2 separate regions of the Homo sapiens genome follow, and region 1 is linked to region 2. A link is a loop called in an ENCODE intact Hi-C map of the cell type or tissue named here. Cell type or tissue: heart left ventricle. All regions are shown on one strand. Links, peaks and the distances in the headings refer to the core of each region. The heading gives the core; the rest is flanking DNA.

The links. Peaks named below come from ENCODE experiments on the same cell type or tissue, not always from the same donor. Only the 100,000 strongest peaks of a DNase experiment are listed, where the experiment ranks them.
Region 1: a loop joins it to region 2, with 3.0 times the contacts of the local background. A loop is called at or near these places in 6 of 110 quality-filtered maps.

What each region holds. Positions count from the first base shown.
Region 1 is chr5:10,141,409-10,150,078 of GRCh38, reverse strand. No RefSeq gene overlaps it. Among named protein-coding and RNA genes, the nearest start is that of ATPSCKMT, 100 kb to the left of the region's middle. In heart left ventricle, for the core only: a CTCF peak has its summit at 3,991 (motif pointing right); no DNase peak of the experiment used is centred there.
Region 2 is chr5:9,770,963-9,779,632 of GRCh38, reverse strand. All of the region lies in intron 4 of LINC02112 (long intergenic non-protein coding RNA 2112), which reads left to right. LOC105374649 (a long non-coding RNA gene) reads right to left here. Exons shown (of 3, transcript XR_925776.2): 2 at 4,050-4,135; 3 at 2,807-2,979. It also overlaps a transcript of TAS2R1 not described here. Among named protein-coding and RNA genes, the nearest start is that of LINC02221, 79 kb to the left of the region's middle. RefSeq lists enhancers at 3,063-4,262, 4,405-4,997. In heart left ventricle, for the core only: a CTCF peak has its summit at 4,989 (motif pointing left); no DNase peak of the experiment used is centred there.

The sequences.
Region 1 (8,670 bases), core at 2,946-5,445, 370 kb before region 2:
CCGCCCCTGTTTTACCATCTGGCCACACCACCCGCTTATCACGCCCCTGTTTCCTGAGGACATTGTGCATTGGTGCATTTGCTTTGTTTTAAAATGTACCTGTGTTCGTTTATATCTGCTGGAAATGCCATTTCTTGCCCCCCATCCCATGGTTTGCTTGTTGAACTCATGTTCACGAAGGCTCAGTTCAGGTGGGCGGCAGCAGGTGTTCCCCGTTCTGTGTTTTCATGGTGACTGGTACGCATCAATATTCACATTGTACTTACTTGTTTTCGCGTCGGCCTAAGCACATTCTGAGCTGCTGGAGGGTAGGACCTGTGCACGACTCTACCTGGGCATGGCCCAGAGCAGTCGTTTGTAAACGTGTGAGCAAGGAGAAGGGGAAGGAAGGAAAGAACAGTGTCAAAGCTTGAGAAATGGAATGGGTGCCAGTATACCATGGGTGGGAACATTAAGAAACTTAAAGGATAACCACAATCAATGAGCTGCAGTAGCTCAGAACTTTGTGATCGACTTTTATGAGCCATAGAACTTGGCCCTGTTGCCAACAGTTTTTAGAAATACCACAGCCCTAATGCTTAAGCACATTGCTGTAATTCGACTCTCCATAAAGTGATCTTTAAATTGTGTTTTGAGGCTGGGAAGTGCACATCAGTGACACGCTTAACTGTATAGCTGCAGCCAAACTGGAATCTAGACCTATTTGTGTGCAAATACGATGCTTCAAGTTCATTACTGTTATTAGGAAATGGAAATACAGCCAGAGCAGAAATAACAGTCTATTTCCCTCTGCCTGTGCTGTGTTTTCATCAATGAGGCTTCTGAAGGACTATATGCATTTACTAACCCATTAGAATGAGCGATTTTATATCCTAATGTAAAATTAAAGGAATTTAAGGATCTGCCTAGGAGATACACTTGTTTAAACCTATATTAATGTTTCTATTGGTTATGTCGACTCTAACTAGTAACACGTTATTGGAAAGGGAAATGCCCCGGCTGTGTGTGTATTTTCTGAATCTCAATGCTATATTTTTCTGACAAGGTGTGGAGCTGAATTTCTTCTCTTCTATCCAAAATATGAGACGCCGGGTCAATTATAACTATTTTTAAATGTGAAACATATGATCAATTCTTATTTGTTTTATTAACTCATTTCCCTCCCCCCCTTTCCTCCTGATGTATATACTTGAATTCTTCCAACTTTCCTATTTGAGCCCATTCATTTCTTTTCCTAATCTCCTTCAAGCAGTATTTATTGGGGTACTCACCTGGGCTTTCCCTAGGTTGTGTGGGATCCCAGGAAAATATTCTTATATGAGGTCTCTGTCTGTAGTAATTATTTGATTAATAAATGTGTGACAAGACGTATGGGCCCATGTGGGGCATAGTGATTTATCAATAAGGATTTAGAATAATAAGTAGCATAGAGGTACTTATGTATTTACATGTTTTCCAATTGAGGCATGTGAAAGTTGTTCTCCTCCCCAGGTGCCATCTCTTTCTGTTCAGATCTAGAAACCATAGCTTCCTAGTATTTATTGCCAAAGACAACATTCCAAAACAATTCCACATGTCACCTGGTTGTTACGTTAAGGTTGTCACTCATAACCTCTTTGGCTCTTTGCAAGCTGTTTGCATTGAAATGGCATAGCTCATCTTGCCTCTGAATGTCCCCAGTCCATTTACTTAAGGCTGGTGACACCGTTACTCATGACACTGTCCCATCCCTTGTGCTGGTCGGGGACCCTGGCTTCCAGACACTCTTCGAGATGATGACTGCGTTCTGTCAATGATGACCACAAATGCAAGTCTTCCCCAGAGAAAGCAGTAAAATGTGAGTGAGAATTCATTTCTGACCATGTTAAATGTACAGATTTTATAGCATAAAGGTAGAGCAGCACATCTCCCAGCCACGTTTTCTTTTAGACACTGATTGCTGCATTCCTAGGATGTGATCTTGCTGAATGTTAATCATGAGGGGCCCAGGGTGTGGTGGGAGTGGGCTGTGGGTGCAAGAAATATCCTCCCCTCATCCTGTGGAGCTTAAGACTGACCCTAGAAAATACAACTCAAGGATTCCCACTGTATTTCCCGTTACTTCTATAAAAATGTTCATCTGGGGGCTTTTGGAGGGTGGAGGGCGAGAGGAGAGAGAGGATCAGAAAAAGTAACTAATGGGTAGAAGGCTTAATACCTGGGTGATGAAATAATCTGTACAACAAACCCATATGACACAAGTTTACCTACATAACAAATCTGCACTAATACCCCCTGAACTTATGATAAAAGTTAAAAAAAAAAAAGTCCATCTGAAGGTTTGCAGACAGCTTCTGTGTGTTATCCCAGAGATAATCCACCAGGTATTCTCAGAGATCTGGGAACCTTGAGAAATCCTGGATTGTCCAAGAACCTGATGGTTTGTAAAAATAGCATTCTGTCTGTTCCAGCCATTGTACATGTGTATATGGGACTAAATATAAGTGTTTAGTTGTTATAATTTTCTGCACCCATTTATGAAGTGTCTTGATGTTATTTTTCTTTTATAAAAATATAACAAAAAAATTAAAAACTTAGCTGGGCATGGTGGCTCACACCTGCAATCCCAGAACTTTGGGAGGCTGAGGCAGGAGGATCACTTGAGCCCAGGAGTTCAAGAACAGCAAAATAGGGAGACCCCATCTCTTAAAAAAAAGTTAGCCAGGTATAGTGTTGCTATCGGGTCCTGTGGTCCCAGCTACTCAAGAGGCCGAGGTGACGGGATCTCTTGAGCCCAGGAAGTTGAGGCTGCAGTGAGCTGTGATCATGCCACTGCCCTCTAGCCTAGGCAACAGAGCGAGATCCTGTCTCAAAAAAACAAAACCCCCAAAATAAACAACTTAAAATCAGGGAGGTTGATAGTGGGAGAGGCTGTACCTGTGTGGGGTAGGGGAATATGGGAACTCTCTCTAGTATCTGCTCAATTTTGTTGTAAACGTAAAGCTGATACAAAAAATAAAGCTTATTTAAAAGGGGTAAAACAATGTAAGAAAAAAATTGTTCTAGGTGTGATGAGTGTGATATCACCGCATCAATTGGAAATGGGAGAGGAGATCAATCCCAAAGCCCCATGGCTGCTGGTCTGGAAAGTCTTGGAAGCGGGGTGCAACACAGAGCCTGCAAAGGAGTTGGGGTAACCTCCTTGCTTGCCAGGGTTAAGGATGCTTTCCACCACCCGAGCTCCACAAGCACTGTGGCCCCGAGGTGGCCCTGTAATTAGAACAGACGGGTGAGTGCCATGCACAGACCCACACACTCGACTCTTGTCCCAGAGTCAAAAGGGGCTCTGCAGGGGCTCAGAGCCCTGAGCTTGTCCCGTGTCTGCCGTGAGCAATCCTCCCAAGTCAGCACATCAGCACCATTCCGGGAGCCCAGTATGGCACAATCCCTTGAAACCAATGTGTCCCACCCGGTGGGAGTGATCCACTGGCCAGGCTGCCCTCCTGGCTCAGGACAAGGCCCACTCCAGGGGTGTGAGTCTGGGAGCTTCTTGGGGCATCTGACTGACCCTATGTTGTGGAAGTGGCCCCTGCTCTCAGGCAATTTACATTCTTGGCTTGTCAGCAAGACTGAGAACCATAAAGTTTCTGCCTTCCTTATGAACTCTATTGAATTGGCCTTTGAGACCCAGGCCTGTACAGAAGAGGTGTTTGTCCCTCCTGATGACGGAGGAGGCCTGTGCCCCTGCCTTGGCCCCCAGATCTTTCCTCCACCAGCAAGCAAAATACAAGGAGCCAGTATCAGCACCATTGGGTCCATCCTGCGGTCTCCCCACATGCAGAGGACTCTTATCCACACAGTGAGGACCTCACTTTCCTCTGTTGCTCCTCTGGTCTTACCATCAGCACTCAGAGCTGCTCTGTACAGTTGTGCAGGTTGTGCATTGCACAATGGTGCCCATTGCCGGCAGTTACCACTCACATTACAGACATTGCGGATTTGTGTATGTTACATTTCCAGCAGATGGCAGTAAATTGCCTTGTTCTAACAAAAATCAGTAGAGTGTGATGATTTTATGATAGACGGAAGTCTTAAAGAAGAGGTGCCTTTTAGTCATTTGTAGGAAAGGGTCATAGAGGCCAGTAGTACTTTGCACTACACCTGACCACTGCGGACTTACTGCTCCGGTAGCTCTGCTGTCCAGCTTGTGGAGCCAGCTTTATTTTTCCCCAGTTAGCTTCAATCATTCATTCAAAAAATTACTGAATTACTGCTATGTGCCAAAACCCTGAGAATTTCGAAGGTTTTATAAAATAGCTTTTTAATATAGGGAGGTGACTAGTTGTCTGCTTAAAATTTGGGGGCCTCCTTCCATGATGTAGAGTGCCCCAGCCTCCCTTGCATGTGTCTAGTTCTGGCCAATGGAATGTGAAAAAGAGTGCATTGTCACCTCCAAGGCAAGTTAAGAAGTGAGTGTGTCACTCTCCTCCCCTCTTCCCCATCTTCTGGCTGGATTCGCAAGACCTGAAGGCCTGGTGAAGTCTGAGCCACAGGACCAAGGGAGCCTGGGGCCCTGAGGCCCGTCAGGACTCACTCAGCAAGGATAGGAGGTGACAATCTCAGTGGCTCATGATAACTTCATGGGCTTACTCTCTGAGGCTGATGGAGTTTGAGTTTGGGAATTGCCCTGCTGTTATACAAAGTTTTGCTTAGTGTCGTAGAAATGAGTCTGGCTTTGTTTTCCAATAGACCTAGGTTCAAGCCCTAATGTTGCCACTGATTAGCTGGGTGATCTTAGTCTTTAAGACTAAATCTCTATTTTCTCCTCTATAAAGTAATAATAATAATAATAACGGCAATCTCCCATATTTATTATGAGAATTAAGGGGCCATGATATGTGCAGAGTGCTGAGACTGCTGCTTGACACACGCAGAGCACCCAGTGAATGCTCCCAAGACCCTCAGGGCTGCAGGTTGCAGTGGTTATGGGTATGGGCCTGAATCCTACCTCTGTCTCATTGTGTAATCCTTGGAAAATTATATGTGGATTCTTCTTGGGGACTTGATTTACTCATTTGTAAAATGAGGACAGTGTTTTCCACATAAAGGTGCTGTGAGGTTGAGATTAGAGAATGAGAACACCGTCTGGTACAGAGTAAACACTCAGTGTCGTGGCTTGAACCGTGCCCCCACCCAGAAGATATGTCCACCGTCTTAGTCCATTTTCTGTTGCTGTAACTGAATAATGGAGACTGGGTAGTTTATAAAGAAAATAAATTTATTTCTTATAGTTACGGAGGCTGGGAAGTCCAAATCAGGTGGCTGCATCTGGTTGGCTTCTGGAGAGGGCCTTGGGCTGTGTCATAACATGGTGAAGGCATCACAGGGCAAGAGAGGCTCACTGAGAGCCAAACTGGCTTTTTAACAGGTTCACTCCAGTGATAACCCATTAATTCATTAACCCGTTAATGACTTGGAGCAGAGCCCTCATGATCCAATTACTTCTTTTTTTTAAATTTTATTATTATTATACTTTAAGTTTTAAGGTACATGTGCACAACGTGCAGGTTTGTTACATATGTGTACATGTACCATGTTGGTGTTACTTCTTAAAGGCCTCTCATTTTAACAATATTACATTGGGGATTAAGTTTCAACACGAGTTTTGGAGGGGGCAAACATTCAAACCATAGTATCAATGTTGCAACTTTTGGAACCTGCGAATGTGACCTAATTTGGAGAAAGGGTCTTCATAGATGTAATCAATTTAAAGATCTTGAGATGAGATCATCCTGGATTATCCAGATAGGCCCTAAGTCCAATGGCAGGCGGACTTAGAAGAGAAGACACAGACATAGACAAGAGGGCCATGTGGAGATGGAGGCAGAGATTGGGGTGATGCAGGGAGAAGCCAAGAAATACCAGGAGCTACCAGAAACTGGAAGAGGGAAGGAAGGTGTTTCCCTTAGAGCTTTTGGAGGAAGTACAGCCATCTCTACACCTTGATTTTGGACTTCTGGCCTTGAGAACTGTGGGAAACGAAATTTCTGTTTTTAAGCCACCCTTTGCTGTAATTTGTTACAGCAGCCCTAGGAAGCTGATCTACTTGGTAAATACTATCTTCTTGTCGTTATTGAAGAAATTCTCTCATGGTTACTGGAGGAGGTAAGCAGCTGTGGCTTTGGGAAGACTGGAGGTACTGAGATGGGTGGGCAGTGTTTTTGAAGTAGACTAGGGCAGGAGTTGGCAAACATTTTTCAATAAAAGGCCATTTAGTAAGTGGTTGTTTCAAGTCTGCTTTTGTAGCACGAAAGCCCAAAGGCAGCCTCAGACAATACTTAAATGACAAGATGATGGATTTGGCCTGCCCTTGGGCAGGAGTTTGCTGACCCTCAGTCCGGGGCAGCACAATTCCAGGTAGTTCACGGGCTATGCCAGTCCAAGAACTCTTTGTTACTTTCTGTGGTGAGATAAGTGCTGAAATGGAGAGTGTTTAGAAACTTTTGTAGCAACTTGATAGAGTAATTTTATATCCGTTGAAGCTAAGGGCAAAATATTTACCTGCATATGTACATTTTATGATATTTGTACATAATTATGGTGTACATGTGATATTTTGATATATGCACACAATGTGTAATGATCAAATTGGGGTATTTAGGATATTCATCACCTTGAACATGTATCATTTCTTTGTGTTGGGAACATTTCAAATCTTCTAGCTATTTTGAAATATACAATAGATTATTGTTAACTGTAGTCAATCAACTGTGCTATTGAACACGAGAACTGTATATGTATTACGGTTCTCTAGAGCGACAGATCTAACAGGATATATATATATATAGACTCATATATATATCATATATATGATATATATATAAACTCATATATATCATATATATGATATATATATAAACTCATATATATATCATATATATGATATATGTATAAACTCATATATATATCATATATATGATATATATATATATATGAGTTTATTAAGTATTAACTTACACCATCACAAGTTCCCACAATAGGCTGTCTGCAAGCTTAAGGAGATAGGAGAGCCAGTCCGAGTCTCAAAACTGAAGAACTTGGAGTTCGATGTTTGAGGACAGGAAGCATCCAGCACAGGAGAAAAATGTAGGCTGGGAGGCTAAGCTAGTCTCTCCTTTTCCCGTTTTTCTGCCTGCTTTATATTCGATGGCTGCGATTAGATGGTGCCCAGCAGACTAAGGGTGGATCTCCCTTCCTCAGACCACTGACTCAAATGTTAATCTCTTTTGGCAACACCCTCAGAGACACACCCAGGATCAATACTTTGTATCCTTCAATCCAATCAAGTTGACACTCAGTATTAACCATCACAGTATGTTTGTATCCATTAACCAACCTATCTTCCTCCCCGTGTTTCCCCACCCTCTGGTAAATATCATTCTACTCTCTGCCTCCCTAAGATCCACTTTTTTTAGCTTCCACATTGTATTAGTCCATTCGCACACTACTATGAAGAACTTCCTGAGACTGGGTAATTTATAAAAGAAAGAGGTTTCATTGACTCACAGTTCCACATGGCTTGGGGGGCCTCAGGAAACTTACAATCATGGTGGAAGGTGAAGGGGAAGCAAGGACCTTCTTCACATGGTGGCAGGAGAGAGAAACGTGTGTGAGAGTGCAGGAGAAACTACCATTTGTAAAACCATCAGAGCTCATGAGAATTCACTCAGTATCACAAGAATGGCATGGGGAAAACTGTCCCCTAATTCAATCACTTCCCATCAGGTTCCTCCCTTAACACCTGGGGTATTGCAATTCAAGATGATATTTGGTTGGGGACACACAGCTAAACCACATCACACATATAAATGAGAACATGTGATATTTGTCTTTCTGTGCCTGACTTATTTCACTTAACATAATGATCCCCAGTTCCATCCATGTTGCTACAAATGACAGGATTTTATTCTTTTTAATGGCTGAATAGTATTTCATTGTGTATACATCACATTTTCTTTATCCATTCATTTGCTGGTGGACATGCAGGTTGATTGCACATCTTGACTATTGTGAATAGTGCTGCAATAAACATTGGGGTCAGGTATCCTATCCTTTAGATATACTGATTGCCTTTCCTTTGGATAAATCCCCAGTAGTGGAATTACTGAATGGTATAGTAGTTCTATTTTCAGTTCTTAAAAATATTTTCGTTTTAAAAAGTGTATATTTTCATGGGGTACAAGTGCAGTTTTGCTACATTAATATATTGCACTGTGGCAGGTCAGGGAGCTTCACTGCGTCCGTCATTGGATATTTTAGTTTCTTGAGAAACCTCCACACTGTTTTCCACGATGGTACTAATTTACACTCCCACCAACCGTGTTTCAGAGTCCCTTTTCTCTGCATCTTTATCAGCATTTTAAATATTTTGTCTTTTTGATAACAGCCATTCTAACTGGGGTAAGATGATATCTCATTGTGGTTTTGATTTGTATTTTCCTGATGATTAGCGATATTTGGCATCTTTTCATATACCGGTTGCCGTTTTTATCTTTCTTCTGAGAAACATTTATTCAGATCCTTTGCCCACCTGTTAATGGGATTATTGGGTTTTGTTTTGCCATTGAATTGTTTGAATTGCTTGTGTATTCTGGAAATCAGCCTCTTGTTGGATAAATAGTTTGCAAATAT
Region 2 (8,670 bases), core at 4,023-6,522:
GACATCAAATGTAAGCAATAAATGTGTGTGTTCTGATTTCTCCACTGACCAGCTGTTTCCCCATCTCTCTTCCTCTCCTCTTGCCTCCCTATTACATGATACAGAATAATATTGAAAATAGGCCAGTTAATAGCCCTAAGTGTTCAAGTGACAGGAAGAGTTGACATCTCTCACTGTAAAGCAAAAGCTAGAAATGGTTAAACTTGGTGAGGAAGTGTGTTATTCTGTTTTTGTTGCTATAAAGGAATACCTGACACTGAGTAATTTATAACGATGAGATTTAATTGGTTCACAGTTTTGCAGGTTGTATAGGAAGCATGACACTGGCATGTACTCCCCTTCTGGTGAGGTCTCAGGAAGCTTTTACTCACGGTGGAAGGCTAAGCAGGAGCAGGCATGTCACATGACAAGAGATGGAGCAAGGGAGAGAGGAAGGAGGTCCAGACTCTTTTAAACAATTGGATCTCACATGAACTTGTAGTGAGAACTAAATCATTACTGCGAGGACGGCACCAAGCCATTCATGAGAGATATGCCACCATGGCCCAAACACCTCTCACCAGGTCCCATCTCCAACACTGCAGGTCACATTTCAACATGATATTTGCAGGGGAAAAAACATCCAAACCATCTCAGGAAGGCATGTTGAAAGCCAAAACAGGCTGAAAGCTAAGTCTCTTGTGCCAAACAGCCAAGCTGTGAATGCGAAGGAAGATTTCTTGGAGGACATTAAAAGTGCCACTCCCGTGAACACACGAATGATAAGAAAGCAAAAGGGCCTTATTGCTGACATGGAGAAAGTTTTAGCAGTCTGGCTAGAAGATCAAATCAGCAACAACAGCCCCTTAAGCCAAAGCCTAATCCAGAGCAAGGCCCTAACTTTCTTTTGAGAGAGGTGAGAAAACTACAGGAGAAAAGTTGGAAGCTAGAAGAGGTTGATTCATGAGGCTTGAGGAAGTAAGCCATCTCCATAACATAAAAGTGCAAGGTGAGGCAGCAAGTGCTGGCATAGAAGGTGCAGAAAGTTATCTAGAAGATTTAGCTAAGACAAGTTATGAATGTCACTGAACTAAATAATCGATTGTCAATGTAGACAAAACAACCTTGTATTGGAAGAAGATGCCATCTAGGACTTTCCAAGCTAGAGAGAAGACAATTCCTGGCTTCAAAGCTTTGGGAGACAGATTGATTATCTTGTTAGGGGCTAATGCAGCTGGTAACTTTAAGTTGAAGCCAGGGCTCATTTACCATTTTGAAATCCTAGGGCCCTTAACAATTATGCTAAATCTACTCTGCCTGCTCTGTAAATGAAACAACAAAGCCTGAATGACAGCACATCTGTTTACAACATGGTTTATTGAATATTTTAAGCCCACCATCGAGATCTACTGTTTAGGAAAAAAAGAAACTTTTTTCAGAATATTACTACTCACCAGCAAAACACCTGGCCTCCCGCCGGGCGTGGTGGCTCACGCCTGTAATCCCAGCACTTTGGGAGGCCGAGGCAGGTGGATCATGAGGTCAGGAGATCGAAACCATCCTGGCTAACAAGGTGAAACCCTGTCTCTACTAAAAATACAAAAAATTAGCCGGGCGCGGTGGCGGGCGCCTGTAGTCCCAGCTACTCAGGAGGCTGAGGCAGGAGAATGGCGTGAACCCGGGAAGCGGAGCTTGCAGTGAGCCGAGATTGCGCCACTGCAGTCCGCAGTCCGGCCTGGGCGACAGAGCAAGACTCCGTCTCAAAAAAAAAAAAAACACCTGGCCTCCCAAAAGCTCTGATGGAGATGTGGAGATGTACAAGGAGACTAATGTCTTCATGCCTGCTAACACAGCATCAATCTGCAGCCCATGGATCAAAGGGTAATTTTGACTTTCAAGTCTTATTATTTAAGAAATGTTTTCATAAGGCTATAGCTGCTATAGATAGTGATTACTGTGATGGATCTGGGCAAAGCAAATTCGAAGCCTTCTGGAAAGGATTCACCCATCTAGATGTCATTAAGAACACTTGTGATTCATGGAAAGAGGTTAAAGTATCAACATTAACTGGAGTTTTGAAGTTGATTCCAAAACTCATGGATGACTTTGAGGGATTCAAGGCTTCAGCGAAGGAAGTAATGGCAGATATGGTGAAAATAGTGGGAGAACTGGAATTCGAAGTGGAGCCCGAAGATGCGACTGAATTGCTTCAATGTCATGATCAAACTTTAGCAGTTGAGGAGCTGCTTCTTACGAATGAGCACAGAAAGTGGTCTCTTGAGAGGGAATCTACTCCTGGCAAAGATGCTGTGACTATTATTGAAACAACCACAAAAGACTTAGAATATTGCATAAACTTATTTGATAAAGCAGTAGCAGGGTTTGAGGGGATTGATTCCAATTTTGAAAGAGGTTCTCTGGGTAAAATGTTATCAAACAGTATTGCATGCTTCAGAGAAATCTTTCATGAAAGAGAGAGTCAATCGATGCAGCAAACTTCACTGTTGTCTCATTTTAAGAAATTTCCACAGCCAGCCCAGCCTTCAGCAACCACCCTCATGATCAATCAACAGCCATCAACATAGAAGCAAGACCCTTCACCAGCAAAAAGATTACAACTTGCTGAAGGCTCAGATGATCGTTAGCATTTTTTATCAAAAAAGTATTTTTAATTACTGTATGTACATTTTTTAAACATATGTTATTGCACACTTAATAGACTACATTATAGTGCAAACATAATTTCTATATGCACTTGGAAAGCAGAAAATTCATATGACTCACTTTATTGGGACATTTGTTTTATTGTGGTGGTCTGGAACTGAACCTGCAATATCTCCAAGGAATGCCTGTAGATGGAAGGCAGAATGTGTCAACATAGACGACTGTAAGAAGGAAAATGTGGTGTGGGGAGTCTGGCCATCTTCCTCTGAGTGCTTCCACTTTCCACGTCAAGCAGGAAGCCACGTCATTAAGCTGAAAGTCAGGTGAAATAGTCATCTAGGAGGAATGGGAAAGTGAGTAAAACAGGGCTTCATGGGTGGTTGTGCCTGACCTCACTAAAGGCCCACTTGAATCTCCTCATGAATTTAAGAGGTGATTAGGAGAGGAGGCAGGAGAAGATGGGTGAATGGAAGCCTCCACTGATCATCCTCCCTGCAGAAACACCAAATTACTCTGGATAGAAACAACTGTCCACACAAAAAAGCACCTTCATAAAAACCAAAAGTCACAGGAGCGATCACACTACCTCTTTTTAATTTCACGTCACTGAAGGAGGCACTGAAGAGGGTAGGAAAGACAGTTTTGAATTGCTGACACCATCCCTCCCCTATTACCTGGCAGTGGGCATGTGGCATGGAGAGAGAATCCATGCACTTGGGGGAGGGAGAGTGCAGTGACTACAGGACTTTGCATTGGAACACAGTGCTGCCCTGTCACAGTGGAAAGCAAAACTGGGCAGAACTCAGCCTGTGTCCACAGAGGGAGCAGTTAGACCAGCCCTAGCCAGAGGGGAATCACCTATCCCAGTGGTGAGAACCCGAGTTCCAACAAGCCTTGCCACCATGGGCTAAAGTGTTCTGGGGTTCTGAATCAACCTGAAAGGCAGTCTGGGTCACCAGAACTGCAAATCCTGGGCAAGTCCAGGGCTCACAGTCAGTGGACTTGGGAAGCATGCAACCTAGGGAGACACCAGCTGGGGCAGCCAAGGGAGCGCTTGTGCCACCCCTCCCTACCCCAACTCCAGGCAGCTCAGCTCAAACCTCTGGGAGAGATTCCTTTTTATTTATTTTTTTCTTGAGGTGAGGAGAGGGGAGAGTAAAGAGGACTTTGTCTTGCAACTTGGATATCAGCTCAGCCACAGTAGGATGGGGCACCCAACAGAGTCCTGAGGCCCCCATTCCAGGCCCTGGCTTCTGGGCAAAATTTCTAGATATACCCTGGGCCAGAAGGGAACCCACTGCCTTGAAGGGAAGAACCCAGTCCTGGCAGGATTCATCACCTGCTGACTAGAGAGAGAGAGCCCTTGAGCCCTGAATAATCAACAGCAGCCCCCAGACAGTACTCACTGTGGGCCCTGGGTGAGACTCAGAAACATCCTGGCTTCAGATATGACTCAGCACATTTCCAGCTGTGATGTCTATGGAAGAGACTCCTGCTTGAAAAAGGAGAGTGAAGAGTAATGGAGACATTGTCTTGCACCTCAGGTACCACCAGCTCAGCCACAGTGGGATGGAGCACCAAGTAGGATCTCAGGGTCCCCAGTTCCAGAAGTTGGCTCTCAGACAGCATTTCTGGACTGCCCTGGGCCAGCAAGGAGCCCACTGTCCTGAAGGAAGAGTCCCAGGCCTGACAGCATTCACCACAAGCTGACTAAAGAGCCCTTAGCCTTGAGTGAACATTGGCAGTAGCCAGGCAATATTCACCACAGGCCTGGGATGGCGGTGGACACAGGGAGAGTCCTTTGTGTGCAGAAAGGGGAGGGCAGGAGTGGGAAAGACTTTGTCTTTTGGTTTAGGTGCCAGCTCAGCCATGGTAGAACAGAGTACTGAGTAGATTCCTAAGGTTTCTGACTCCAGGCCCTGGCTCCTGAATGACATCTCTGGACCTGCCTGAGACTGAGGTGATCTTGCCACCCTAAAGGGAAGGACAGAAGCCTAAGCTTGCTTTTGCAGCTGCTGATTGTAGAGCCCTAGGGCCTTGAGTGAATATTGGTGGTAGCTGGGCAGTGGTTACACCAGTCCTAGGTGAGACCAAGCACTGTGGTGGCCTCAGGTCTGACCCAGCACACTCCCACTGGTGGTGGCCACAGAGGTGCCTGTGTCACCTTTCCCAGCTTCAGGCAGCTCAGCACAGAGAGAGACTTTGTCTGGTGGAAGTTAGGGAAAAGAACAAGAGTCTCCGCCTGGTAATCCAGAGAATTATTCTGGATCTTATCCAAGACCACAAAGGCAGTACCTCTATGAGTCTGCAAGAACCACAACGTTATTAGGCTTGGGGTGCCCCCTAATGCAGATATGGCTACATGACCAAAAGCTTAGATCATAACACCCAAGTGCCTTCAAATCTCTGGAAAGCCTTCCCAAGAACAATGAGTACAAACAAATGCGGGTTGTCAGGACTACAATAAATGCCAAGCTCTTGAATGCCCAGACATTGACAAACATCCACAAACATCAAGACCTTCCAGGAAAACGTGATCTCACTAAACGAACTTAATAAGGTTATCAGTGATCAATCATGGAGAAACAGATTATGTGATCTTTCAGACAGAGAATTCAAAATAGCTGTTTTGAGGAAACTCAATGGAACTCAAGATAACACAGCAGAGGAATTCAGAATTCCATCGGATAAACCTAACAAAGAGACTGAAATAATTACAAAGAATCAAGCAGAAATTCTGGAGTTGAAAATTGCAATTGACATCCGAAGGATGCCTGAGTCTCTTAACAGTAGACTTGATCAAATGGAAGAAACAATTAGGTGAACTTGAAGACAGGCTATTTGAAAATACACAGTCAGAGAAGACAAAAGAAAGCAGAGTAAGAAAGAATGCAGCATGCCTGAAAGATTTAGAAAATAACCTCCAAAGGCAAATCTAGGAGTTAGTGGTCTTAAAGAGGAGGTGGAAAAAGAGATAGGGGTAGAAAGTTTTGTTCAACAGGGTAATAACAGAAAATTTTGCAAATGTACAGAAATATATCAACATTCAAGTACAAGAAGGCTATAGAACATCAAGCAGATTTAACCCAAAGAAGACTACATCAAGACATTTAATTAGCAAGCACTCAAAAGTCAAGGGTAAAGAAAGTATCCTAAAGCAGCAGGAGAAAATAAATAACATTTAATACAGCTCTAATACATTTGGCAGCCGACTTTCTAGTGGAAATCATACAAGCCAGGAGAGAGTGGCATGACATATTTAAAGTGCTGAAGGAAAAATCTTATATCCTAGAATAATATATCCAGTGAAAATATTCTTCAAGCATGAAAGAGAAAGAAAGACTTTCCCAGACAGATAAAAGCTGAGGGATTTCATCAACACCAGACCTGTCCTGTGAGAAATGCCAAAGGGAGTTCTTCAGTCTGAAAGAAAAGGATGTTAATGAGCAATAAGAAATCATCTGAAGGTACAAAACTCACTGCTATTAGTAAATACACAGAAAAACACAGAATATTGTAACAGTGTAATTGTGGTGTGTAAACTACTCATATCTTAAATATAAAGACTACAAGATTAACCAATCAAAATAAATTGCTACAAACAGTTTTCAAGAAATAGACGTTACATACAGTAAGTGTAACTAGAACAAAAAAAAAGTTAAAAAGAGAGAGGATGAAGTTAAAGTGTAGCATTTTTATTACTTTTTGATTGTTTGCTTGTTTGTTTATGCAGTGTTGTTATTAGCTTAAAATAGTTGGTTCTAAGATAGTATTTGCAAGCCTCATGGTAACCTCAAATCAAAAAACATATGACAGATACACACAAAAAAAATGAAAATCAAGAAATTAAATCACACCACCAGACAAAGTCACCTTCACTAAAAAAAAGAAATGAAGGAAGGAAAGAAGGAAAAGAAGACCACAAGACAACCAGAAAAATAACAAAGTGGCAGGAGTATATTCTTACTTATCAATAATAACATTGGTACATGGTGACATTAGTAAATGGACTAAACTCTAATCAAAACGCAAAGAGTGGCTGAATGGATGAAAAACACAATACCCAATGCCCTACTGTCTACAAGGAAAACACTTCATCTATAAAGAACACATAGACTGAAAATAAAGGGATGGAAAAAGATATTCCATGCAAGTAGAAACCAAAAAAGAGCAGAAGTAGCTATACTTATATCAGACAAAATAGACTTTAAGACAAAAACTGTAAGAAGACACAAAGGATATCATATAACAATAAAGGGGTCAATCCATAAGAGTATATAACAATTTTAAATACATATGCACCCAACACTGGAACACCCAGCTATATAAAGCAAATATTATTAGAACTAAAGAGAGAGAGAGGCCCCAATACAATCATAGCTGGAGACTTCAACACCTGTCTTTTAGCATTAGATCTTCCAGACAAAATCAACAAAGAAACATTGGACTTAATCTACACTATAGACCAAATGAACCTAGTAGACATTTACCCAACATTTTATCCAACAGCTGCAGAATACACATCCTTCTCCTCAGCGCAAAGATCATTCTCAAGGATACACCACATATAAGGTCACAAAACAAGTCTTAAAACATTAAAAAAATTGAAATGATATCAAGCATCTTCTCTGACCACAATGACATAATGCTACAAATCAATAACAAGAGAAACTTTGGAAACTATACAAACACATGGAAATTAAACAATATGCTCCAGAATGGCCAGTGTGTCAATGAAGAAATTAAGAAGGAAATTGAAAAATGTCTTGAAGCAAATCATAATGGCAATATAACGTACCAAAACCTATGGGATATAGCAAAAACAGTACTAAGAGGGAAAATTTATAGCTGTAAGTGCCTACATCAGGAAAGAAGAAAAACTTCGAATAAACAACCTAATGGTGCATCTTAAAAACTAGAAAAGCAAGGGCAAATAGAACTCAAAATTAGTAGAATAAAAGAAATAATAAAGATCAGAGCAGAAATAAATGAAGTTGAAATAAATAGAACAATAAAAAAGATAAACAAAATTAAAAGTTGTTTTTTGAAGAGATAAACAAAATTGACAAACTTTTAGCCAGATGAAGAAAAAAAGAGAAGACCCAAATAAATAAAACCAGAGATGAAAAATGAGACATTACAACTGACACTTCAGAAATTCAAGTGATCATTAGAGGCTACTGTGAGCAACTATATGCCAATAAGTGGGAAAACCTAGAAACAGATACATTGCTGGACACATACAATCTACTAAGATTGTACCATGAAGAAATTCAAAACTTGAACAGACTAATAACAAATAACAAGATAGGAGCCATAATAAAAAGTCTCCCAGCAAAGAAAAGCCCTGGACCTGATGGTTTCACTGCAGAATATTAACAAACATTTAAATAATTCATACCAATACTACTCAGACTATTCTGAAAAAAGAGGAGGAAAGAATACTTTCAAACTCATTCTATAAGGCCACTTTTACCCTGATACCAAAACCAGATAAAAACACATCAGAAAAATAAACCTACAGACCAATATTCCCATGAAAATTGATGCAAAACCCTTAGCAAAATATTAGCAAATCAAATTCAACAACACATTAACAAGATAATTCATCATAATCAAGGATGATTTATCCCAGGGATGCAAGGATGGTTTAACATATGCAAATCAATCAGTGTGATACATCATATCAACAGAATGAAGAATAAAAACCACGTGATCATTTCAACTGATGCTGAAAAAACTTTGCCAAAATCTGGCAAAGATCTGGCAAAGATTGATTCACACTGGCAATCAATGTGATACATCATATCAACAGAATGAAGAATAAAAACCATGTGATCATTTCAACTGATGCTGAAAAAACAGTTTATAAAATTAAACATCCCTTCATGATAAATACCCTCAAAAATTGGATGTAGAAGAACATAACTCAACACACAATGCAAGCCATATACGACAAATGCACAGCTAGCTTCACACTGAATGGAGAAAAGCTGGAGGCCTTTCCTTTCTGATCTGCAACATGAC